Linked DNA regions of Homo sapiens: regions 1 and 3 are each linked to region 2. A link is an interaction called in ENCODE POLR2A ChIA-PET data of the cell type or tissue named here. Cell type or tissue: Panc1. All regions are shown on one strand.

The links. ChIA-PET counts read pairs that join two places held together with the same protein. Peaks named below come from ENCODE experiments on the same cell type or tissue, not always from the same donor. Only the 100,000 strongest peaks of a DNase experiment are listed, where the experiment ranks them.
Region 1: POLR2A ChIA-PET joins it to region 2 with 15 read pairs; 9 of 35 experiments call an interaction of 5 or more read pairs at or near these places.
Region 3: POLR2A ChIA-PET joins it to region 2 with 17 read pairs; 11 of 35 experiments call an interaction of 5 or more read pairs at or near these places.

What each region holds. Positions count from the first base shown.
Region 1 is chr17:78,150,976-78,158,975 of GRCh38, forward strand. All of the region lies in intron 2 of C17orf99 (chromosome 17 open reading frame 99), which reads left to right. It also overlaps the pseudogene EIF5AP2. Among named protein-coding and RNA genes, the nearest start is that of C17orf99, 8.6 kb to the left of the region's middle. RefSeq lists enhancers at 779-1,356, 1,357-1,933, 4,280-4,659, 6,949-7,450, 7,795-7,894 and a silencer at 3,390-3,459. In Panc1, no CTCF peak of the experiment used is centred here; no DNase peak of the experiment used is centred here.
Region 2 is chr17:78,259,171-78,267,170 of GRCh38, forward strand. LINC01993 (long intergenic non-protein coding RNA 1993) reads right to left here. Exons shown (of 7, transcript NR_073178.1): 5 at 6,807-7,063; 6 at 4,077-5,052; 7 at 2,179-2,743. Among named protein-coding and RNA genes, the nearest start is that of LINC01993, 15 kb to the right of the region's middle. RefSeq lists enhancers at 1-360, 1-75. In Panc1, no CTCF peak of the experiment used is centred here; no DNase peak of the experiment used is centred here; H3K27ac peaks cover 587 bases.
Region 3 is chr17:78,434,671-78,442,670 of GRCh38, forward strand. DNAH17 (dynein axonemal heavy chain 17) reads right to left here. Exons shown (of 81, transcript NM_173628.4): 72 at 6,381-6,529; 73 at 4,420-4,547; 74 at 2,971-3,198. Among named protein-coding and RNA genes, the nearest start is that of DNAH17-AS1, 46 kb to the right of the region's middle. RefSeq lists an enhancer at 2,460-3,088. In Panc1, no CTCF peak of the experiment used is centred here; no DNase peak of the experiment used is centred here.

The sequences.
Region 1 (8,000 bases), 110 kb before region 2:
AGCCAGGCTTGGTGGCAGGCGCCTGTAATCCCAGCTACTCAGGAGGCTGAGGCAGGAGAATCGCTTGAACCCGGGAGGCGGAGGTTGCAGTGAGCCTGGATGGCACCACTGCACTGCAGCCTGGGCGACAGAGTGAGACTCTGTCTCACAAAAACAAAAACAAACAAGGCCAGGCACAATGGCTCAGGCCCATAATCCCAGCACTTTGGGAGGCCGAGGTGGGCGGATCACCTAAGGTCAGATGTTCCAGACCAGCCTGGCCAACATGCGGAAACCCTGTCTCTACTAAAAATGCAACAATCAGCCAGGTATGGTGGTGTGTGCCTGTAATCCCAGCTACTCAGGAGGCTGAAGCACAAGAATCGCTTGAAACCAGAGGCGGAGGTTGCAGTGAGCCGAGATCGTGCCACTGCACTCCAGCCTGAGCGACAGAGCAAGACTCTGTCTCAAAAAAAAAAAAAAAAAAAAAAAGCAAAAGACAAAAGACAACCAAAAAACAACACCAACAAGGAAGGAAACACATTCTCTGACAGTGCTGGAAGCTGCATTCCAAGACTCAGAGTCTGCAGGGCTGGGTCCTCCCAAGGCCCCGCGGGAGCACCTGCTCCTGGCTCCTGTCCTGGTTTCTGGGGGTTGCCTCCCTCATGCCATTCTCCCGGTGTGTGTCTGAGTCTCCTTTCCTCTTCTCCTCAGGCCCCACCCTAATCCAGCATGAATTACTGGAGTTAATATTTAACATGAGAGAGGGGGAGCCATCTGTAAAAACCTGATTTCCAAATATGTTCCCATGGGCAGGTCCTGGGAGTCACCATTGGAACCTATCTTTTTGGAGGACATAATTCAACCCTTAACGGACGGCGGCTTATTCAAAGTCAGATCTCAGAGCCCCTCCCTAGGTCTAATGAGTTGCAACCTCCAGGGTTGGGACTGGAATTTCTAAGCTTCCTGTTGTCACAGAGACCAGTCTGGAGAGGGGTAGCACAATCTGGAAGGGCCTTGGAGTCACTCAGAGCACCAGCACCATGTCCGGGCCTGGACATGAGCCCTCCACAGTTTCCCTGCAGTGACCCCGTGCCCAGCCTGGGCTTGGCTTAGCTTCCTGTCCCGAGGGCAGCCCTGTCGTCACTTTATCAAATTTTGAGTGTGCCATCCCATTATTTAAATGCTCTTGCAGAGCAGATGAATTTTATTTATTTATTTATTTATTTACTTACTTATTTTGAGACAGGGTCTCGCTCTGTCACCCAGGCTGGAGTGCAGTGGCGCGATTACAGCTCACTAAAGCCTCAACCTCCTGGGCTCAAACATCCTCCCATGTCAGCCTCCTGAGTAGCTGGTGCATACCACCATGCCTGCTTAATTTTTTTTTTTTTTTTTGAGACAGGGTCTCACTTTGTCACCCAGGCTGGAGTGCAGTGGTGCAATCTTGGCTCGCTGCAGCCTCCACCTTCCAGGTTCAAGAGATCCTCCCACCTCAACCTGCTGAGTAGCTGGGATTACAGGCACATGCCACCATGCCCAGCTAATTTTTGTATTTTTAGTAGAGATGGGGTTTTGCCATGTTGGCCCGGCTGGTCTCGAACTTCTGAGTTCAAGTGATTCACCCACCTTGACCTCCCAAAGTGTTAGGATTATAGGCATGAGCCACTGCACCCAGCCAATTTTTTTTTTTTTTTTCTTAGAGACAGGATCTTGCTTTTTTGCCCAGGCTGGTCTCAAACTCCTGGGCTCAAGGGATCCCCCTGCCTAGGCCTCCAAAAGCTCTGGGATTATAGGAGTGAGCCACCACACCCAGACAAGCAGAAGAATTTTGAATTAAATGATAGGCCAGGCGGGTGGCTCACGCCTATAATCCCAGCACTTTGGAAGGCTGAGGTGGGTGGATCACTTGAGGTCAGGAGTTGTAGACCAGCCTGGCCAACATGGTGAAACCCCATCTCTATTAAAAATACAAAAATTAGCCAAGCATGGTGGCATGCACCTGTAATACCAGCTACTCAGGAGGGTGAGGCGGAGAATCACTTGAAACAGGGAGGCAGAGGTTGCAGTGAATTGAGATCGTGCCGCTGCACTCAGGCCTGGGAGACAAAGCAAGAGCCTGTCTCAAAGAAAAAAATAAATTAAAAAAAAAATGATAGACCATCCTTTATTGGCAGGCTGATCCATAAACTAAATAATCAAAAGGAAAAAACCACACAAGTCTTGAGAGGATATAAAGTGAGTGTGCGGCCGGGGACGGTGGCTCACCCTGTAATCCCGGCACTCTGGGAGGCCGACGGGGGTGGATCTCCTGAGCTCAGGTGTTCAAGACCAGCCTGGCCAACATGGAGAAACCCCAGCTCTACTAAAAATACAAAAAATTAGCCGGGCGTGGTGGTGCATGCCTGTAATCCCAGCTACTCGGGAGGCTGAGGCAGGAGAATCACTTGAACCCAGGAGGCGGAGGTTGCAGTGAACCAAGATCGTGTCACTGCAGTCCAGCCTGGGCGACAGAGCAAGACTCCGTCTCAAAAAAAGAAAAAAAAAAGTGAATGTCCCTGGTACAGTGTACTTTCAAAATGGTTCCTGTCTGTGAATTTATGCAAATCAAGCTTCTATTAATGAAGACTGAAATGGAAATGAAGAGAGAGAAGTTTTTCTTTCCATTTTTGTAAGTCAAGATCGTTTCCCTTCGCAAAGGGAACAAAAAGAAAGGGTGATCGCGTGTCAGCCCTGGACGCCCACTTCCCCACGTGAGGCAGGCTTCTGGCCCCTGCGATAGTTTCTGGACCATGAAGAGAAGGCCTCTTGGCCCTGAGGGTCAAATTGACTAAAGAATCAGCAGAGGCATCTGCAAGAGGATGCCCCAGAGGGTGCCTTCACCTCCAGATACACCTTCACTTTCTTCAAATCGAAGATTTTTCCATGAAAGCCTGTTTAGGGAAAAAAAAAAAGTATTCCTTCTTTTTTTTTTTTTTTTTTTTTTTTTGAGACACAGTCTCACTCTGTCACCCAGGCTGGAGTACAGCAGCACAATCTCCGCTCACTGCAGCCTCCACCTCTCAGGTTCAAGTGATTCTCATGCCTCAGCCTCCCGAGTAGCTGGGACTACAGGCTCGAGCCACCACACCGGGCTAATTTGTGTATTTTTAATAGAGACAGGGTTTCACCATGTTGCCCAGGCTGGCTTTGAACTCCTGGCCTCAAACGATTCACCCTCTCAGCCTCCCAAAGTGCTGGAATGACAGGCGTGAGCCACTGTGCCAGGCCTGAAAAAAAAAAGTATTCTTCCCCATCTAAAAAGGAGAGTCTGGCTGGGTGCAGTGGCTCATGCCTGTAATCCCAGCACTTTGGGAGGCCAAGGTGGGTGGATCACCTGAGGTCAGGAGTTCGAAACCAGTCTGGCCAACTTGGTAAAACCCCATCTCTACCAAAAATACAAAATTAGACAGGCGTGGTGGCATGTGTCTGTAATCCCAGCTACTCGGGCAGCTGAGGCAGGAGAATCGCTTGAACCCGGGAGGCAGAGGTTGCAGTGAGCCAAGATTACACCACTGCCCTGAGGCCTGGGTGACAGGGTAAGACTTCGTCTCAAAAAAATAAATAGGTGGGGCGCAGTGGCTCACACCTGTAATCCCAGCACTTTGGGGGGCTGAGGCAGGTGGATCACCTGAGGTTGGGCGTTTGAGACCAGCCTAACCAACATGGAGAAACCCTGTCTCTACTAAAAATACAAAATTAGCCAGGCATGGTGACGCATGCCTGTAATCCCAGCTACTCAGGAGGCTAAGGCAGAAGAATTGCTTGAACCTGGGAAGCGGAGGTTGTGGTGAGACGAGATCACGACATTGCACTCCAGCCTGGGTAACAGAGTGAGACTCCATCTCAAAAATAAATAAATAAATAAATAAATATAAAAAGGAGAGTTATCATGAAATTTTCAAAGGGGCACAGATGAGAAAATAATTGTTGGTGTCTGTGCAGCCCTGGGCAGGGGAAGACATCCTGATTCTAGAAGGCTGCTGCCGGTTGTCTAGACCAGAGTTGTCAACCTCAGCACTCCTGACATTTGAGGCCAGACCATTCTTCGCGGTGGGGGCTGACTGTGCACTGTAGGATGCTTTGCGACATCCTTGGCCTCTACCCACTAAATGTCAGCAGCAACCCCTATTTTTTTTTTTTTTTTTTTGTGGAGATGGGGTCTTGCTGTGTTGCCCAAGCTAGTCCATCTCCCAATATTGACAACCAAAAATGTCCCCAGACCCAAAGTTCCCCTGGAGGCAAAATTGCTCCTGGTTGAGAGTTACTGGTCTAGAATGAAACATGCTTAGTGGTCACACACTCTAGTCTATTCCAGTTCTCTGCTCAATCAGCAGTTTCCTCATTGCAGGGTGGTTTCCAGAGCAGACATGCCCAGCCGAGCAAAGGCAATTCATGACGTCGATGATATTCAGATTTCACAGACCCTTCTTTCTACCCCTCCCCCAAGCACTGCCCCACCACACAGTATTCTTTTTTTCTTTTTAATTTTTCTTTCGATTAAATAGAGGTGGGGTCTCACTATGTTGCCTAGGCTGGTCTGGAACCCCTGGGCTTAAGCAATCCTCCCGCCTTGGCCTCCCAAAGTGCTGGTATTACGGGCCTGAGCTACTGTGCCCACCTGATACACACTATTCTTTTTCTTTTTTTTGAGACGGAGTCTTGCTCTGTCACCCATGCTAGAGTACAATGGCAGGATATTGGCTCACTGTAACCTCTGTCTCCTGGGTTCAAGTGATTCTCTGGCCTCAGTCTTCTGAGTAGCTGGGATTACAGGCATGTACCACCATGCCCAGATAATTTTTGTATTTTTAGTAGAGACGGGGTTTCTTCATGTTGGCCAGGCTGGTCTTGAACTCCTGACCTCAGGTGATCCACCTGCCTCGGCCTCACAGTGCTGGGAATACAGATGTGAGCCACCATGCCCGGCCTACACACTATTGTTGAAATGCAAACAGGTCCCCGCCATTGGTATAATACAACCCTCTCCCTCAAACCCCTATTCCAGAAACATTTTTGTTTAATCCCAATTGCTGTCTTAAAGAATCAGTAATGGCCAGGCACAGTGGCTCACACCTGTAATCCCAGCACTTTGGGAGGCCCAGGCAGGCGGATCACCTGAGGTCAAGAGTTCGAGACCAGCCTGGCCAATGTGGCGAAACCCAGTCTCTACTAAAAATACAAAAATTAGCTGGGTGTGGTTGTGGGCACCTGTAGTCCCAGCTACTTGGGAGGCTGAGGCAGGAGAATCACTTGAACCCGGGAGGCGGAGGTTGTAGTGAGCCAAGATTGCACCACTGCACTCCAGCCTGGGTGACAGAGCAAAACTCCTTCTCCAGAAAAAAAAAAAAAAAAAAAAAAGAATCAGCAAAGACAGCATCAGGCCCACTAGGAAGATCTCAGAGATGTTTTCCACAATGAAATTGACTCCAGGATTTGCTTCCAAAACAGAGAAGTCACTCGCAAGCAGAAAGCAGATACCTGGCGTAGGTGGGTGAAGGCCTGCTGGAATGCGCTGACGGGCTGGTTTTGATCTGGGTCTAGGGAGAAGAGCACTTTGGGTGCCGTGAGCAGGCTGGTCTCCTGCAGGAGCCTCGCATTCTTCAAAAGTCCTTTTAATTAATTAATTTTTTTAGAAACAGGGTCTCACTCTTTCACCCAGTCTGGAGTGCAGTGGCACGATCATAGCTCACTGTAGCTTCAGTCTCCCAAGCTCAAGTAAGTGATCCTCTCCCCTCAACCTCTGGAGTAGCTGGGACCGCAGGCGAGCACCACCACACCTGGCTAATTTTGTTTATTTATTTATTTTTAGAGTAGTTCTCACTGTGTTGTTGAAGCTGATCTCCGAGGCTCAAGCAATCCGTCCACCTCAGCCTCCCAAAGTGCTGGGATTCCAGGCGCAGTGGCCACCGTGCCTGGACACATTTTGTTTATATAGAAAAATATTCTGGAAAGAAACAGCCTAAACCCAGGAGGTAGCCCTTTTTCTAATATTTTCTTTTTTTAGAGGTGAAATTCACATAACAAAAAGTCAACCATTTAAAAGTGATAATTGGCCGTGCACGGTGGCTCACGCTTGTAATGCCAGTACTTTGGGAGGCCGAGGTGGGTGGATGACTTGAGGCCAGGAGTTCAAGACCAGCCTAACCAACATAGTGAAACTCCGTCTCTACTAAAAATACAAAACTTAGGCCGGGCACGGTGGCTCACACCTGTAATCCCAGCACTTTGGGAGGCCGAGGCGGGCGCATCATGAGGTCTGGAGTTCAAGAGCAGCCTGGCCAACACGGTGAAAACCCATCTCAGGTGCCTGCGTACTAAGACCTGTGTTCAGCAGCGGCGGCGGCGGCGGCGGTGGGCTCGGAGGCTCACAGCCAGTGGACAGGGTTGAGTCAGTGAGTTCGTGCGAGTTGGAATCGAAGCCTCTTAAAATGGCAGATGATTTGGACTTCGAGACAGGAGATGCAGGGCCTCAGCGACCTTCCCAATGCAGTCCTCAGCATTGTGTAAAAATGACTTTGTAGGCCGGGCGCGGTGGCTCACGCCCGTAATCCCATCACTTTGGAAGACCGAGGCAGGCGGATCACAAGGTCAGGAGATCGAAACCATCCTGGCTAAAATGGTGAAACCCCGTCTCTACTAAAAATACAAAAATTAGCCGGGCGTGGTGGCGGGCGCCTGTAGTCCCAGCTACTCTGGAGGCTGAGGCAGGAGAATGGCGTAAACCCGGGAGGCAGAGCTTGCGGTGAGCCGAGATTGTGCCACTGCACTCCAGCCTGGGCGACAGAGCGTGACTCTGTCTCGGAAAAAAAAAAAAAAAAAAAAAAAAAAGAATGGCTTTGTGGTACTCAAAGGCCGGCCACGTAAGATCGTCGAGATGTCTACTTCGATGACTGGCAAGCACGGCCATGCCAAGGTCCACCTGGTTGGTACTGACATCTTTACTGGGAAGAAATATGGAGATATCTGCCTGTCAACTCATAACATGGATGTCCCCAGCATCAAAAGGAATGACTTCCAGCTGATTGGCATCCAGGATGGGCACCTATCACTGCTCCAGGACAGCATGGAGGTGCGAGAGGACTTTCGTCTGCATGAGGGAGACCTTGGCAAAGAGACTGAGCAGAAGTACAGCTGTGGAGAAGAGATCCTGATCATGGTGCTGTCTGCCATGACCGAGGAGGCAGCTGCTGCAATCAAGGCTCCCAGGGTGGCGGTGGTGGCAGCAGTGATCCTCCCAAGAGGCCCCCTCCCCCAGGCTGGCTTGGCTCTGCCCTGGTCCTAGGCTGCTGGACTCCTCCTACACATTTTTTTTTTTTGAGATGGATTCTCGCCCTGTCGCCCAGGCTGGAGTGCAGTGGCACCATCTCGGCTCACTACAAGCTCCACCTCCCGGGCTCATGCCATTCTCCTGCCTCAGCCTCCCGAGTAGCTGGGACTACGGGCACCCACTGCCACGCCCGGCTAATTTTTTGTATTTTTTAGTAGAGACGGGGTTTCACCGTGTTAGCCAGGATGGTCTCGATCTCCTGACCTCGTGATCCACCCGCCTTGGCCTCCCAAAGTGCTGGGATTACAGGCGTGAGCCACCGCGCCCGGCCTCCTCCTACACAATTTATTTGATGTTTTATTTTGGTTTTTTGCATCACCTCAATCTGTTGGGGGAGCCCCTGCCCTTCACCTAGCTCCCTTGGCCAGGAGCAAGCGAAGCCGTGGCTTTGGGGAAGCTGCCCTCCTCTTCCCCCTCACACTACAGCCCTGCTCGGGGAGAAGGGGGTGGGTGCTGCTTGTGGTTTAGTTTTTGTTTGTTTGTTTTTGTTTTTTAATTCAATCTGGAATCAGAAAGCAGTGGATTCTGGCAAATGGTCCTTGTGCCCTCCCCACTCATCCCTGGTCTGGTCCCCTGTTACCCATAGCCCTGAGCACCACCCCAAAAGACTGGGGACCAGCCCCGTCCCCTGCCTGTGTCTCTCCCCAAACCC
Region 2 (8,000 bases):
TCCCCAACTGGGACCCCCTAGTGGGAAAGATGTCCCTCTCCAGGTTCGCCTTCAGCACCATCTCCGGAAATCCAGAGTGAGGTGCCATGAGGGTGCGAGACCGGGAGAGAATGGGGGGTGGAGTGAGGGGGGCGTGAGGGCTGTTCCCCAGCCAGGTGCAGAGCAGGGGGGCTACAGAGCTGGGGAGACCCTGTGCATGACTTCAACAGGAAGCCACAGGATGTTCACCTGCACTCCATCAGCTCACCGTGGGCTAGCGGGAGCTCGGCATGGCCCATCCCCAGTGCCCAACACAATGGGCGCTCAAATACACTTGCTTGTTTAAAAAATTAAGAAATTTACCACGCATACAGAAATGCTCATGAAGCATATTTGTACAGTGTTATGAATAAATACATATAAAATAAACTCCCGTGCCATAGCCACTCAGACCAATAAATAGTCCATGGTGGGGCGTGGTGGCTCACGCCTGTAACCCCAGGGCTTTGGGAGGCCAAGGCGGGTGGATCACCTGAAGTCAGGAGTTCGAGACCAGCCTGGCCAACATGGAGAAACCCCGTCTCTACCAAAAATACAAAAAATTACCCAGGCATGGTGGTGGGCGCTTGGAATCCCAGCTACTCGGGAGGCTGAGGCAGGAGAATCACTTGAACTCGGGAGGCAGAGGTTGCAGTGAGCCGAGATCGTGCCATTGCACTCCAGCCTGGGCGACAGAGCAAGACTGTGTCTCACACACACACATACACACAAACACAAACACACACACACACAAAAGAAATAGACCATGGCCAGGATTCCAGAAGCTTCCTTCCTATTTACAACCCTTCCCTCTGCAGAAGTTACTGCTGCCCTGACATTCTTCTTCATATATATATACACATATACATATACATACACATATATGTATACATATATATACACATATATATACACACACACATAGATAGATAGATAGATAGATGATAGATAGACAGATTTGAGATGGAGTCTAACTATGTTACCCAGGCTGGTTTCGAACTCCTGGACTCAAGCGGTCCTCCCACCTCTGCCTCCCAAATCTCTGGGATCACAGATGTGAGCCACCAGGCCTGGCCTGGCCTGACTTTTATGACCAGGACTTGCTTTTCTTTATGATTTTGCCACCGTAGATGTATCCCTTAATAGCAGTTGAGTGTTGAGTGTGGCCTGTGTGTGAACTTTACAGAAGTCGAATCAGGGTGTCTCCTTTTATGTCTGGCTTCATTAGGCTGTTTGCAAGAGTCACCCGTGCTGTGGCTGTCATTTATTCTCTGCTGCCAGGTACTTTTCCACTGGGTCCCTAGAGCATAGTTTATTTCTCCATTCTACCTGTTTAGGGACATTTGGGATTTTGTTTCCAGACTGGCCATGTACGGTGGTGCTGGTGGGCATTCTTATTCCTGTCTGCTGGGGCACAGGTGCCTGCTTCGGGAGGGCGGACGCCTGGCGGTGGGGCTGCTGATTCTGGGGTCTCTCATCTGCAGCTTTACTAGGTGTGCCAAATCCTTTCCCAAAGTGCTGGAAATGCCCTCCTCCCCCACTTTCCCACACTTCTCCATCTCGGTAACACTAGTGTTATCAGACTTCTTCATCTTAGCTGTCCTTGTGATATGTGGTGATATCTCCTGGCAATTTTAATCTGATCTTTTTTTTTTTTTTTTCTTTGATGGAATCTCACTCTGTCACCCAGGCTGGAGTGCAGTGACGCAATCTCGGCTCACTGCAACCTCTGTCTCCCGGGTTCAAGCGATTCTCCTGCCTCAGCCTCCCGAGTAGCTGGGATTACAGGTGCCCACCACCACGCCTGGTTAATTTTTGTATTTTTAGTAGATGGGGGTTTCACCATGTTAGCCAGGCTGGTCTTGAACTCTTGACCTCAGGTGATCTGCCTGCCTCGGCCTTCCAAAGTGGTGGGATTACAGGCATGAGCCACCGTGCCTGGCCTCTTTTTTTTTTTTTTTTTTTTTTTTGAAGAAACTGAGTCTTGCTCTGTCACCCAGGCTGCAGTGCAGTGGTGCAATCATAGCTCATTGCAGCCTGAACTCCTGGGCTTAAGCAATCCACCCCCATCAGCCTCCCAAGGTGCTGGGATTATAGGCATGAGCCACCACACTGGGCCCTGCTCTTTCTGTTAACTGCTAAAGGAGAGTACCTTTTATTATTTATTTATTTATTTATTTATTTTTTGAGACGGAGTCTCGCTCTATCGCCCAGGCTGGAGTGCAGTGGCGCGATCTCGGCTCACTGCAAGCTCCGCCTCCCAAGTTCACACCATTCTCCTGCCTCAGCCTCCCGAGTAGCTGGGACCACAGGCGCCCGCCACCATGCCCGGCTAATTTTTCTTGTATTTTTAGTAGAGACGGGGTTTCACCGTGTTAGCCAGGATGGTCTCGATCTCCTGACCTCGTGATACACCCGTCTTGGCCTCCCAAAGTGCTGGGATTACAGGCGTGAGCCACCGCGCCCAGCCCCTTTTCTTATGTTTTAGCCGTTTGAATTCCTCTTTGTGAAGAGCATGTTCTGGTCTTTTCTCATTGACTGGTCAGGCTGGTTGGTATGTGCAAGCATACTGATCCTTGCGGGTTCTGTGCGTTGCAAAGATTTCACCCCAGGGCTGGGTGCAGTGGCTCATGCCTTCAATCCCAGCACTTTGAGAGTCCAAGGCGGGCGGATCACAAGGTCAGCAGTTCGAGACCAGTCTGGTCAACATAGTGAAACCCCATATCTACCAAAAATACAAAAGATTATCTGGGTATGGTGGTATGTGCCTGTAATCCCAGCTACTTGGGAGACTGAGGCAGGAGAATCACATGAACCCAAGAGTCAGAGGTTGCAGTGAGCAGAGATCGAGCCATTGCGCTCCAGCCCGGGCAACAGTGCGAGACTCCATCTCAAAAAAAAAAAAAAAAAAATTTCCCCACAGTACAGCTGCGGTGGCTCTCGCCTATAATCCCAGCACTTTGGGAGGCCAAGGGACGGGGATCACTGGAGGTCAGGAGTTCGATACCAGCCTGGCCAACGTGGTGAAACCCTGTCTCTACTCAAAATACAGAAATTAGCCAGGCGTGGTGGCACATGCCTGTAATCCCAGCTACTGGGGAGGCTGAGGCAGGAGAATTGCTTGAACCCAGGAGGTGGAGGCTGCAGTGAGCTGACATCGAGCTACTGCACTCCAGCCTGGGTGACAGAGTGAGACTCTGTCAAAAAAAAAAAAAAAAAAAAAAATTTCCCCCGTGCTGTGGTTTGTCTTTTTTTGTTGTTATTGTTTGAGACAAGGTCTGACTCTTTTGCTCAGGTTGGAGTGCAGTGGTATGATCATAGCTCACTGTAGCCTCAACCTCCTGGGCTCAAGCAGTCCTCCGGCCTCAGCCTCCAGAGTAGCAGGGACATACCACCATGCCTGGCTATTTTATTTTATTTGCAGACATGAGGTCTTGCTATGTTGTCCAGGCTGGTCTCAAACTCTTGTCCTCAAGCAGTCCTCCCAACTTGGCCTCCCAAAGTGCTGGGATTACAGGCATGAGCCACTGCAGCTGGCTGGCTTTTCTTTTTCTTTTCTTTCTTTTTCTTCTTCTTTTTTTTTTTTTTTTTTTTTGAGATGGAGTCATGCTCTGTTGCCCAGGCTGGAGTACAGTGGTGCGATCTCAGCTCACTGCAACCTCCACCTCCCAGGTTCAAGCGATTCTCTGCCTCAGCCTCCCCAGTAGCTGAGATTACAGGCACCGACCACCACACGCAGCTAATTTTTGTGTTTAATAGAGAGGGGATTTCACCATGTTGGCCAGGCTGGTCTTGAACTCCTGCTCTCAAGTAATCCACCCGCCTTGGCCTTTCAAAGTGCTGGGATGACAGGTGTGAGCCGCTGCACCCGGCCCCGCTTCTGTCTTTAGATACGGTTGCAAGCTGTGGTGTGTGTGGACAGGGGAATGGGGACTTAGGGATTGGGCTGGGGGGACCCTCAGGAACCCCTCTACTGCCTTCCAGGTGTCCCCAGCTTGGGCTGAGACCAGGGCACCCCCTTGTGCCTTCTGCCCCCACCTGCTCCCTCCTGGGCCTACCAGCCTGCGGCCGCACTGGCTGCTGACAGCTGGGACGCTGGGGTCTGGCGTTATTTACTGCGGCAGCTTCCTCCTCCTTCCAGGAACTTGTCCTCTAACTTGGGGCGGCAGCGAGGCCTCTAATCTTTCGGATCTCGTTTACCGGCATTGGCCTCTCACTTCCTGTTGCTAGGCCTGGACCGAGGCACGGGGTCAGCTCCGTGCACTGCGCCTTGCCTGTTGCCGGGGCCTCTGTTCTGGCCCCTCGGCAGGGAGGACAGAGGGTCAGATGCCGGGCCTCAGGCACAGTGGCCATCTGGGGTAGGGCCAGCTCCACAGAGGCAGGGGACCCAAGGCTGAGCCGGCTGTGGGCTCTGCTTCCTGGAGTCCAGGGTCCAGCACGGGGACCAGGTTATTCCTTCGCTCCTCCTGGCTTGGCAGAGCGTCATGGAAGGTGGCCTTCCCCAGACTCCCCCACATCCCCTCCTCCCACTTCTGCAGCCACCAGAGCCAGGGCCCTTGTGGGAAAGGACAGGGAAGTCTCAGGAGTTTGGGCACAGACAAGATCCCTGGAGACCGTGGGGTCTGCTGCCCTGGAGATGTGGAATCCCAGGCCTTGCCCACCTCCTCCACCCTGGGTGGGTTCCCCAACCACCCAGAGGAGTGCTGGCATCTCGGGGCCACCAGGGCATGGGCAAGAGTGGCTGCCCAGCCCCTGCCAAGGGCCTGAAGCCAGCGCCAGGCAGACCCTGCCTTGTTGAGCAGTATCTTCAGTAAGGGCTCTGTGTGCCGAACACCTGCTGTGCGCCCTGCACACTTATCCCAGAGATGGGATTCAAACCCAGGTTGCCCAGCGCAGAGAAACAGCATTCTCCTTCTGCATCCGTGAAGGAAGCTTTGTCTTCTAAAAGCCCTAGCCCTTCTGTTACCTTGTCCTCAGCCGGCCTGCTTCTGTCCCTGTGCCATAAGCCAGATGAATTTCTCTCCCAGGCTGGCCCTGCAGAGGATGAGAGATGGCCCTTGTTAGAGGCACCCTGGGCACCCCAGGCATGGCTCCCCAGCTGATGATAGAACAACTGAGACAGACCCGGCATGGTGGCTCACACCTGTAATTCCAGCACTTTGGGAGGCCGAGGCAGGCGGATCACTTGAGGTCAGGAGTTCGAGACCACCCTGGCTAACATGGTGAAACCCTGTCTCTACTAAAAATACAAAAAATTAGCCGGGCGTGGTGGCAGGCGCCTGTAGTCCCAGCTACTCAGAAGGCTGAGGCAGGAGAATGGCGTGAACCCGGGAGGCAGAGCTTGCAGTGAGCCGAGATCTCACCACTGCACTCCAGCCTGGGTGACAGAGCGAGACTCTGTCTCAAAAAAAAAAAAAAAAAAAAACATCTGGGATCAGGAAACGAGGAAAAGTATGGTCTTCATAGTGGCAGAGTTTGCAGGGGTCTTTGGGAAGAAGGAAGGTTGGAACTTGAGGCTGGGGGATGGATCATAGGGGAGGGGCTCCATCCTAGCTGGGGAAGGGAGGGCTGTCCTGCTGACATTGGCCTCTAGAATGGGATATGCAGGATGACCCCCCTGGGGCAGGGAGGAGAATGTTATACTTAGCATTTAAATCTCGCTCTTTTTAAATGCCTATCTTTCGTGAATGTTTTATAATGCAAGTAATGTATTCATGCGGTCATGGAAACTTGTAATCTAAAAATAACTATGCATATATCATTTTTGTTGGTAAGGGTGCACGATCAAAATAGTGTGAAGGTTTGAAGGTCACTTTCTCCTAGGTCTTATTGTTTCTTTAATTACTTTTTATTTATTTATTTATTTTTTTGGAGATGGAGTCTTGCTTTGTAACCCAAGCTAAAGCTCACTGCATCCTCGAACTCCTGGGCTCAAGAGATCCTCCTGCCTCAGCCTCTAGGGTAGCTGGGACGGTAGGCGTGTGCCACCGCATCTGGCTCTAGGTCTTATAATTTCTGTCCTTGGCCACCCACCTGCTGATTCCAAGGTCTAGGATGGCAGGATGAAGGAAGGTCCCACATTTGGGGACCTGCAGGACAGGCTGCAACAGAAAGGCCTAGTTTAATGAGTAGCATGGGCGGGCCTGGAGACCGAGAGGTGATGTAGGCACGCATGGGGTTCAGGCCTCTCTGTGGTGAGCGCTTGCCCCCGCTGGAAGCAGAGACAAGACCCTGGCTGGGTCTTCTGTTTTGTTTTGTTTTGTTTTGTTTTCTGAGACAGAGTTTTGCTCTTGTTGCCCAGGCTGGAGTGCGATAGCGCAATGTTGGCTCACTGCAGCCTCTGCCTCCTGGGTGGAAGTGATTCTCCTGCCTCAGCGTCTCGAGTAGCTGGAATTACAGCCACACACCACCACGCCTGGCTAATTTTGTATTTTCAGTAGAGATGGGGTTTCTCTATGTTGGACAGGTTCCTCTCGAACTCCTGACCTCAGGTGATCCGCCCGCCTCGGCCTCCCAAAGTGCTGGGATTACAGGCGTGAGCCACTGCTCCCGGCCATGTGCCGTCTGATTAGGAACCCAAGAGCCCCTTCCTGGGAACAGAAGGACAACTGGCACCTGCTGAGGCACGCCCACTTGCCGAGCTGCCCTGGGATCCCTGGGCAGAGCGTCATCGCTTAAGAACCTAATTCCACAACAAATATTTGTCACGCTCCTGCCAGGGCCCTGGCAGGAGCAGAGGCGGTGTGTACTGCCATGCATTCCTGGTCTGTTGGGTGATTGACACATACAAGACGCCAGCGGTCCTGAGAGTCAGGTGCCTTCCTGGACCCCTTGGTGAGCGGAGGTGAGTTGCCATCAAGGAGGGAAGATTCAGGAAGATAACTCCAAGGTCCTCAATCCGTCCACCAGTCAGTGGATGGCAAACATAATCCATGGGCACTGATTAGGTTTGCCAGCCCATGCTGAGTGCTGGGTTCAGTGTCCTTCGTCTCCTGCCAAGGGGAGAGGACCTCGAATGGACGCCTGGGACCATGATCCCATTTTGCTGGGGAGGAAACAGATTAGGGAGGAAGGGAACCTTGGTGGTGAGCAGTAAAGCCAGGATTGGAACCCGCGCCGCTAAGGTCTCTGCCTCCCTGTAGGACCCACCCTGGCTGTGGGGAGGCACTAGCTTGGGGAGGAGCCCCTGGCTGGTCCTCCCAGGTGTGTGTGGAGTCAGCCAGGGGCAGTGCTGGCAGGGCCTCCAGGCACTGTCCAGCCTCCTCCTCTTCTGCACTTGGAAGAATTCCAGCTGTTTTTCAGCCTCTCTCTTCCTCCAGGAAGCCTTGCATGATAGCCCTACCCCTCTGCCAAGACACACACCCTCTTCTCCCTTTTTCCTTGGCACCTGGCTTATCTCACAGTTGCCTTTGTCGTCGGCCAGCGTCCCTCACTGGGTTTCAGGCTCATGGAGGGCAAGACCTGAGTCTTTCATTCTCAGGATCCCTAGCAGGGGGCTTAGGGCATAATGAGCATTCAGGAAATAACTGGAGAAACGTGGATGAGGAAACGGATAGCAGAGGGTGGAGAGGGGCTTGCTTCTAAAGGCGAGACGTGAACCTAGTGGGATGACCAGGCAGGGTGGGGGTGGTGGGGAGTTGTGGGGAGGCCAGTACAGAACAGCTCCAGGGAGGGCATGGAGCATGGTGTGAGCAGGAGGCCTGTCTGACCTCCGGGGATGGCCCCGTGGGACAGAGGACCTTGAAAGCCAGGCAGAGGGATGGGATCAGATACTAACGCCCATAGGGAGCCCTGGCAGGTCCTTGAGCAGGGGCATGGCAGGGCAAGCCTTCCTTTAGCCCAGGGTGAGCTTGCGCCAACCCGTGCTGCAGAGGAGAAGGGCATGGAGGATAGCTACTCCCTCTGGGTGTTCTTCCGGCCCGGCTACCCTCAGCCAGAGCTCAGGAATCACACTCCCCTGGAACCTGGAGTTTTGGATTCAA
Region 3 (8,000 bases), 180 kb after region 2:
GGGATGGGATGGGGTCGCTTCTCAAACCCTTTCTTTTTATCTGGCTCCAGGGAAGGGAAAACTGAGCCTAAATTGTGACTCCTACGTCTCTGGATTTGTGAGCTTTTACTCATTAACCTTTGCTACGTAGTGACTCCTGAACACACAGAGGCTTCTGGAAGCCAAGCTGTGCTCCACCTGCTCTACTCAGCGGCTGACGGAGCACCTCTGGGGCCAGGCACTCTGTGTGGGGGGAGGGCTTCAGGCACAGTGGCCGAGGATCCCGCTGGGGAGGGACAGATAAGTGCCAGGGGAAGTGTACTGGGTGGATCAAGAGCAGGGCCCTGTCCTGGGCATCATGGAAAGCCTGGCACAGGCCCCTCTGGCAACATGGACAAGAAGGGGAGCAGCTGGGGTTCCATCACTCGAGTATCCCCTCCTGGCTGCCTGGGACAGAGACGATGGGCCCAGGAGACTGGCCTGGCCAGTCCCTTTCAGACCTCAGCTCCCTGGGGAGGGCGCTGGCAGTGAACACGTGGAGAGCCAGAGTGACACCAGCCAATGGGAGACTCACCAGCCCCCAAGGACAAGGGAAGGCCTGGCGGGTGTCACCGTCCATCCATCCTCCAGAGTCCATCCGATCCGGTGCTTTTCACCAGCCTACCCGCACTCAGGTCTGGGGCATCGTGGACATACAGGTTCCACCCACCACCGCTTCTTCCTGTGGGCCCTTGTTTTCAGAGGCCCACAGCCCCTCCGAGGCAACTGGTCCCTGAACTTGTGAAGGGTCTCCTTACCCACAGGTCTCAGCTGTCACTCCCTGGCTACCCACCTCCCCAACCAGAGATGGGATGAGGTGCCACTCCCGTGTGCTGGCTGGCAGGGCTCCACGCTGGCTGGAAGTGAAGGCCCAGTCCCTGCCTCAGTGCCCCGATCCCTGTCTGTCGCTGACTGACACTTTGCAAAATACAATAAAACGAAACACCAAAGGAAGAACTGCCCCTGTGCTTGGATTCACAAGTGTCGGGTCGCTGCAGAGTTTGTTGAGTGCCTCCTGGATTTCTGCGCTGATCTCATACAGACTGGCAGAAACCGTTCCAGGACTGGTGCTGACCTCAGGGCTGCTGTGAGCTGCATGGCCCCATAGCACCGTGTGTACCCCACGCACTCATCACACTAGGGTGCTGCTTCCAGAACGTATCCTCGCGCCCCTCAGCAGGGTGCAGGCCAAGGCAGGAGGCGTGTGGTATTGATTGATTGGTTAATAGAACGGGGGACCTATTTTAAACATTTGTTTTTCTGCTTTTTCTTTTACTTTCACACTTTGACAAGGGTGTGTCCTTTAAAAGCTGGTTGGGAATTGTTAATGGGTGACTCTGATATTTCCATATAAGTAGTTTTTAAAAATGTATCAGGCATGGAAGCCACACATTCATGGACCGATACACCCCATAAGTAGATCTTTGTTAAGTGTTATAGAATGATACAGGGTGTTGGCCGGGCGTGGTGGCTCACGCCTGTAATCCCAGCTATTTGGGAGGCCGAGGTGGGTGGATCACCTGAGGTGAGGAGTTTAAGGCCAGCGTGGCCAACATGGTGAAACCCCATCTCTACTAAAAATACAAAAAACTAGCCAGGAGTGGTGGTGGGTGTCTGTAATCCCAGCTACTTGGGAGCCTGAGGCAGCAGAATCACTTGAACCCAGGAGGCAGAGGTGGCAGTCAGCCGAGGTTGTGCCCTTGCACTCCAGCCTGGGCAATAAGAGCGAAACTCCATCTCCAAAAAAATAGGGTGTCAAACCTCAAAAAAGTTCTAGGCTCCACTTGGGAGATCAAGTTTGTGCACACAAAAAGTTCTAGACAGAGAAAATGCTGAGGTGCCAAAAGGAGAAATATCGACATGAGGACCTGCAGAGGCAGGAGCACCCCCGAGGACAAGAGTGGCCAAGATTTGGGAGCCTGAGGCAGGTGGATCACCTGAGGTCAGGAGTTTGAGACCAGCCTGGCCAACATAGCGAAATCTCATCTCTACCAAAAATCCAAAATATTAGCTGGGTGTGGTGGTGCATGCCTGTAATCCCAGCTACTCGGGAGTCTGAGGCACAAGAATTGCTTGAACTCGGGAGGCAGAGGTTGCAGTGAGCCGAGATTACACCATTGCACTCCAGCCTGGGTGACAGAGTGAGACTCCATCTCCAAACAAACAAACAAACAAACAAACAAACAAACAAACACGTGGCCAGGAAGGCTGTGGAGAAGGCTGCATCTGGGGGAAGCCTTGAGGTCTGTGAGGGAAGAGTCAGGTGAGGACAGACCCCAGGCAGATGCAGAAGTGGGATCCCAGCCAAGGAGGGTCCTCGAGCCCCAGGTGCCAGGCAGGCCCTCACCCTCCGTCCTGGAGGCAACCAGCAGCCACTACAGCTGTTAGCAGAGGAGGACCGGGCTCCCTAGCTAGCTGTGTTTTGCCAGCTGTTCCTGCTGATGGTGGGTCAGAGGGGGGCTGAAGGCAAGGAAACCTGGTCACAGATCCAGAGCCTCAGCGAGTACAGCAACCCCATCTACCCTGGTTGCCCATAGCCTCCAGCAGTGGGGCTCTGTACTCCCAGGAAAGCTGACCAGCCTCCAGGGAGTACCCCACGGAGCTTGGCCCCATTTCCAAGGACCAGTCATGACGTGTTCCATGCTCTTTAAACACAATGGACAGCATCTACCAGCCCTCATTTGCAGGTTCATAGAACTGATTAAAAACTATGTGTTTCTGCATCTACAGCTTTAAGTAATAAATAGTGCCAGAGCACCTTAAATTATTTGCATTTTTCCGTCTTTTAGAAATACATTGATTTTGACTGCGAGGGGTGTGTGGACAGGGGAAGCCCAGAGGGGAGGTGTCCCCAGAGTTCAGAGCGGTCCTCAGTGGTCCTCGGGGCCCCAAGGGATGGATGCCAGGCCGTGGCATGGGATGGGGAGGCAGCCCGAGCAGGCGTGGCCCTACCTGGGTGAACAGGTCCAGGGCCTTGTGCAAGTTGGCGTGCATGCCCGTGGGGGGCTCGTTGGTGATCTTGATGGCGTTCTCCAGAATGCCCTGGGGGATGATGTGGGTCTCGGGGCTGGGGGCAGGCTCCGCGCTGATGAACACCCGGTAGTCCTCATGGCTGCCCGTGCTGTAGTGCTCCAGCTTCTTGTCCAGTGTTCCCAGCCACCGGGCCACCAGGTGGATATTCTGCAGCCAAGACTAGAGGCTGGTTACACACTTTGCCCAGCTCCTGGCCCACGAGGAGAGACTGGCACGTGGCTATGTTCCCTGGTGAGGGCAGGGCTCTTCTGCCAGCACCCCACACTTGCCTGGTGCTGGCACTGCCCCACCCCTCACCTGTCCACCCTAACCAGGTGCTGGGCATGCCAGGATGTCTTCGGCGAAGCAACTGAGGCCCCAGAATCTATTTTTGTGTTCAATGAATTGCAAACCTCCAGCCTTACGGTGAGTCCTTTGTGTCCTCCCTGGCATAAGGCTGAGATTCTGTGGTCCCCACCCCTCCTCTTGAAGCTGAGGGCTTCCCACCGGGGCCAGGCTTAGCCCTGTGGATTGAGGTCGACACACACTGTAAGACCCGTGGAAGCTGGGACAGGCCCAGAGGCGCTCGAGGACAAGCGGTAGTGAGAAGGGGTCTTGGATGGGCTCCAGGGCTGAGGAGGGGTGGTCGTGCTAGCGTTGAACCAAATGTGCAGAGAGCATCTCCTGGGCGCTCTGGGCTTTGCTGCCTGCCCCAAGTGAGGAGAAGGAGGAGGAGGAGGAGGAGGGAGGAGGGAGGAGGAGGAGGAGATGCTTTTGTCAACCCAGCACTTGTCATCTTTTTTTTTTATTTTTTTGAGATGGAGTCTCACTCTGTCGCCCGGGCTGGAGTGCAGTGGTGCACTCTTGGCTCACTGCAACCTCTGCCTCCCCGGGTTCAAGCGATTTTCCTGCCTCAGCCTCCCAAGTAGTTGAGGTTACAGGCATGTGCCAGCACACTTGGCTAATTTTTGTATTTTTAGTAGAGACAGGGTTTCGCCATGTTGGTCAGGCTGGTCTCGAACTCCTGACCTCAGGTGATCCGCCTGCCTTGGCCTCCCAAAGTGCTGGGCCTACAGGTGTGAGCCACCGTGCCCAACCATCTGTTGTTTAAATAATCTCTGTTTGGGGTACTCTCGTATAAAGCCCAGCTTCCCTCTCACCGTTGAAGAATCCACGCTTTCCTCTGGGCAGTCATGGCGTGCCACACCACCCAGCTGACCCCAGCAGAGCCGACACTGGGGATGCCTCCTCCTTCAGTGGTGTTAGGATTTCCACCCACATTTCTGAATGCAAACTCCACATCCTGCTTCCTTCCGGGCCTTCTGGCCCATCCCCATTGGCCACCTCAGTGCGGGGAGCCCTTACCCTGCAGTGCTGGCCCCCTCGTACCTGCAGAATGACCCAGTGTCCTTTCTCTGCAGCCACGTCCAGGGCGTTCTCAGCCACCACCTCTTGTCCCTGCCCCAGGGACACATTATGGAGTTTTCCATTGTCTATGGTAAACCCTAGTTTTTTTCCTAAAGAAAAGAAAAACAGGAAAAAAACACCACGTAATTAAATGACACAGGTTCAGGCTCTGTGATCTACAGCCAGGAATTCCACATGCCTCCCTCATTTAGTTTCGGTGGTGAAATACACATGACATAAAACTTGCTGTTTTAAAACCCATCTTAAAGCGTACAGTGCACCGACATTCAGTATATTCACAATGCTGTGCAATCATCCGTTTGGTTCTAGAACATTGTCATGGCCCAAGAGGTGGTCCCCATACCCATTAGGCAGTCGCTCCCAATCTCCTCCAGGAGCCACTCGTCTACAGTCTCCTTTGTGTCTCCATGGATTTATCCATTCTGGATATTTCATATCAAGGGAACTGCACAATATGGGGCCTTTGTGTCTGGCTTCTGTCACTGAGCATAGTGTTTTTGAGGTCCATCCACGTTGTAGCATGTATCAGTACTTCACTTTTTTTTTTTTTTTTTTTTTTGAGATGGAGTCTCACTCTGTCGCCCAGGCTGGAGTGCAGTGGTGCCATCTCTGCTCACTGCAACCTCCACCTCCCGGGTTCAAGTGATTCTCCTGCCTCAGCCTCCTGAGTAGCTGGGACTACAGGCGCCCGCCACCACACCTGGCTAATGTTTGTATTTTTAGTAGAGATGGGGTTTCATCATGTTGGCTAGGCTGGTCTCAAACTCCTGACCTCAGGCGATCCACCTGCCTTGGCCTCCCAAAGTGCTGGGATTATGGGTGTGAGCCACTGTGGCTGGCCTCACTTTTTTTTGAGACAGGGTCTCAACTCTGTCACCTAGCCTGAACTCCACTCCCCAAGCTCAAGTGATCCTTCTGCCTTGGCCTCCAGAGTAGCTGGGACCACAGGCATGCACCACTATGCCCAGCTAATTTATAAAATTATCTGTAGAGACAAGCTCTCCCTGTGTTGACCAGGCTGATCTTGAACTCCAGGGCTCAGGTGCTCCTCCTGTCTCAGACTCCCAAAGTTCTGGGACTACAGCTGTGAGCCACTGCACCTGGCCGACTTCATGCTTTTTTTTTTTTTTTTTTTTTTTTTTTTTTGAGACAGGGTCTTACTCGGTCGCCCAGGCTGGAGTGAAGTGGCTTGATCACGGCTCACTACAGCTTCAACCTTTTGGGCTCAAGTGATCCTCCCACCTCAGCCTCACAGGTAACTGGGACTACAGGCGTACACCACCATACCTGGCTACGTTTTCTTGTATGTTTTGTAGAGACGGGGTTTTGCCATGTTGCCAAGGCTGGTCTTGAACTCCTGTGATCAAGCGATCCGCCCACCCTGGCCTCCCAAAGTGCTGGGATACAGGTGTGAGCTACCGCCCCCGGCCTGCTTCACTCTTTTTTAATCGAGGGATACTATTCCACCATATAGAGCCACCATATTCTGTTTATCCACTTATCCATTTGTCAGTTAATGGACATTTGGGTTGTTTCTGCCTTTTGGCTATTATGAATGAACGTCTGTGTAGAGTACTTGCTTGAACACAGATTTAAATTTCCAGTTCTTTTGGGTGTATACTCAGGCGTGGAATTGCTGGCTCTTGTGCCAATTCTATATGTAACTTACTGAGAAACCACCAGACTGTTTTCCACAGCAGCGGCCCCATTTTACATCCGCTCAGCAACCTACAAGGGTCGCAGTTCTCAGGCCTCACAACTCGTGTTATTTTCCTGTTCTTGATCATTGCCATCCTACCGGCGTGAAGCCGCGTCTTGGGTGTGAAGTGGTGTCTCATGTGCTTTTGGTGTGCATTTTCCTGGTGCCTGGTGATGCTGACAATACTCCGTCTTTGAGAACATCACTTGCCTGCTACACTTACCCAGGGCTTCCACGTCTTTCAAGGGGTCAACCCCCGGGGAGAGGATGAAGAAGATTGACGTGGAGGGGCTGCTCTCCTCGTAGGACTTAGAAAACTCAACACTCCGGCCTTCCACGAACTTGCTGCCCATCTTTTCCTCCACGAAGTTCCTAGGGGTGGAGTGCATCAGAGGCAGCGGAACCTGAGGCTCTGGGCCAGGGCGGGGCGCTCGGGGTGGGCTGTGGCCCAGGCAGGGGGGCCATTTTTTGGTGGACTTTCTTCAGCGGGACAAGGCCTGTGGCAGGAGAGCAGAGTCTTTACCGGGCTTTCCTTTCTGCGAGGGATTGGCCTTGTTTGCCTCGGGCACCCTTTCTTTCCCGAGGGGCCCCGCACTGTGCTCCTCCTTGGAGCAGCCTAAGCAGGTGCAGGGAGAGGCCAGCCTTGGAAGGCACCCAGGGTCAACTGCGGGGGGTGGGGGCGCTGAGAAGGAAGGAAGTTCAGATTAGAGCAAAGCTTTGGTGAGCCTAAAAAAGTCAAAGAAAAAAGCAACTTCAGATGATATAAACACCTCTCTCTACAAAAGCCCCCAACTCTTTCTAACATGACCCCAATAAGTCTGGGGTCAGTCGGGGTCTCGGCTAATCCTCCCATGGAGGACCGAGTGATGTTCTGGCGGTCTTTGGATCAGGTGTTGGCCTTTCTTCTGTGATCACAGAGGGCTGAGCTTACTGTAATGTATAAAGAATGAATCACCTGAGCTAAGATTAGTAAACTTGCCAGTGTGGTGGCTCATGCCTGTAATCTCAGCACTTTGGGAGGCCAAGGAGGGCAGATCACTTGAGGTTAGGAGTTTGAGACCAGCCTGACCAACATGACAAAACCCTCTCTACTAAAAATACAAAAAGTAGCCAGGTGTGGTGGCACAGGCCTGTAATTCCAGCCACTTAGGAGGCTGAGGCAGGAGAATCTCTGGAACCCAGGAGGCAGAGGTTGCAGTGAGGTGAGATGGCGCCATTGCACTCCAGCCTGGGCAAGAGAGCGAGACTCCATCTCAGAAAAAAAAAAATTAGTAAGATTTTAGTGGCCAGCTGGTCTCTGAAAGGAGGACAAATGGCCGCATCCCGAAGGGTGAGAACTGCTCGTCCCTGGGCAGGTGAACGCCCGAGTGCTCTGAGAGTCTGGGTCGACTTTCAGAAGGCTCTGCTCACACTCATGCCACCCAGCACACCTCACCTCCTCTGGTTCAACCAGCAATCAGCCGGCTATTGCCTGTCCATGCCCTTGGGACTTTCTGGGGACACCTGGATCTGCTATTCCTTTCCCTGCACTGGCCTTTGCTGGCTTGTCTCTGGTGTCCTGAACTGGGGCCAGCCTCAGGCAAGGGTGGGGAGGAGTTGCTCCTCCTGAAGGCCCCCAATTCTTTTTGGAACTCTGGAATGGCCTCAGACCCTAGATGCTGTGATCCTTGTCTAGGAAGGAACTTCCAGAACATATGAAGTCCTGCCCCTAGGCAGGAATGACTCTAGATCACCTTTGCTAATTACTTGGCCAGGCCAAATGGTCATCGGCTGTGGATGAATTAATGATGCAGAAGCATGCAGGCTGGGTTCGTCAGACCTCACCACCTCTGACATGGTGGCT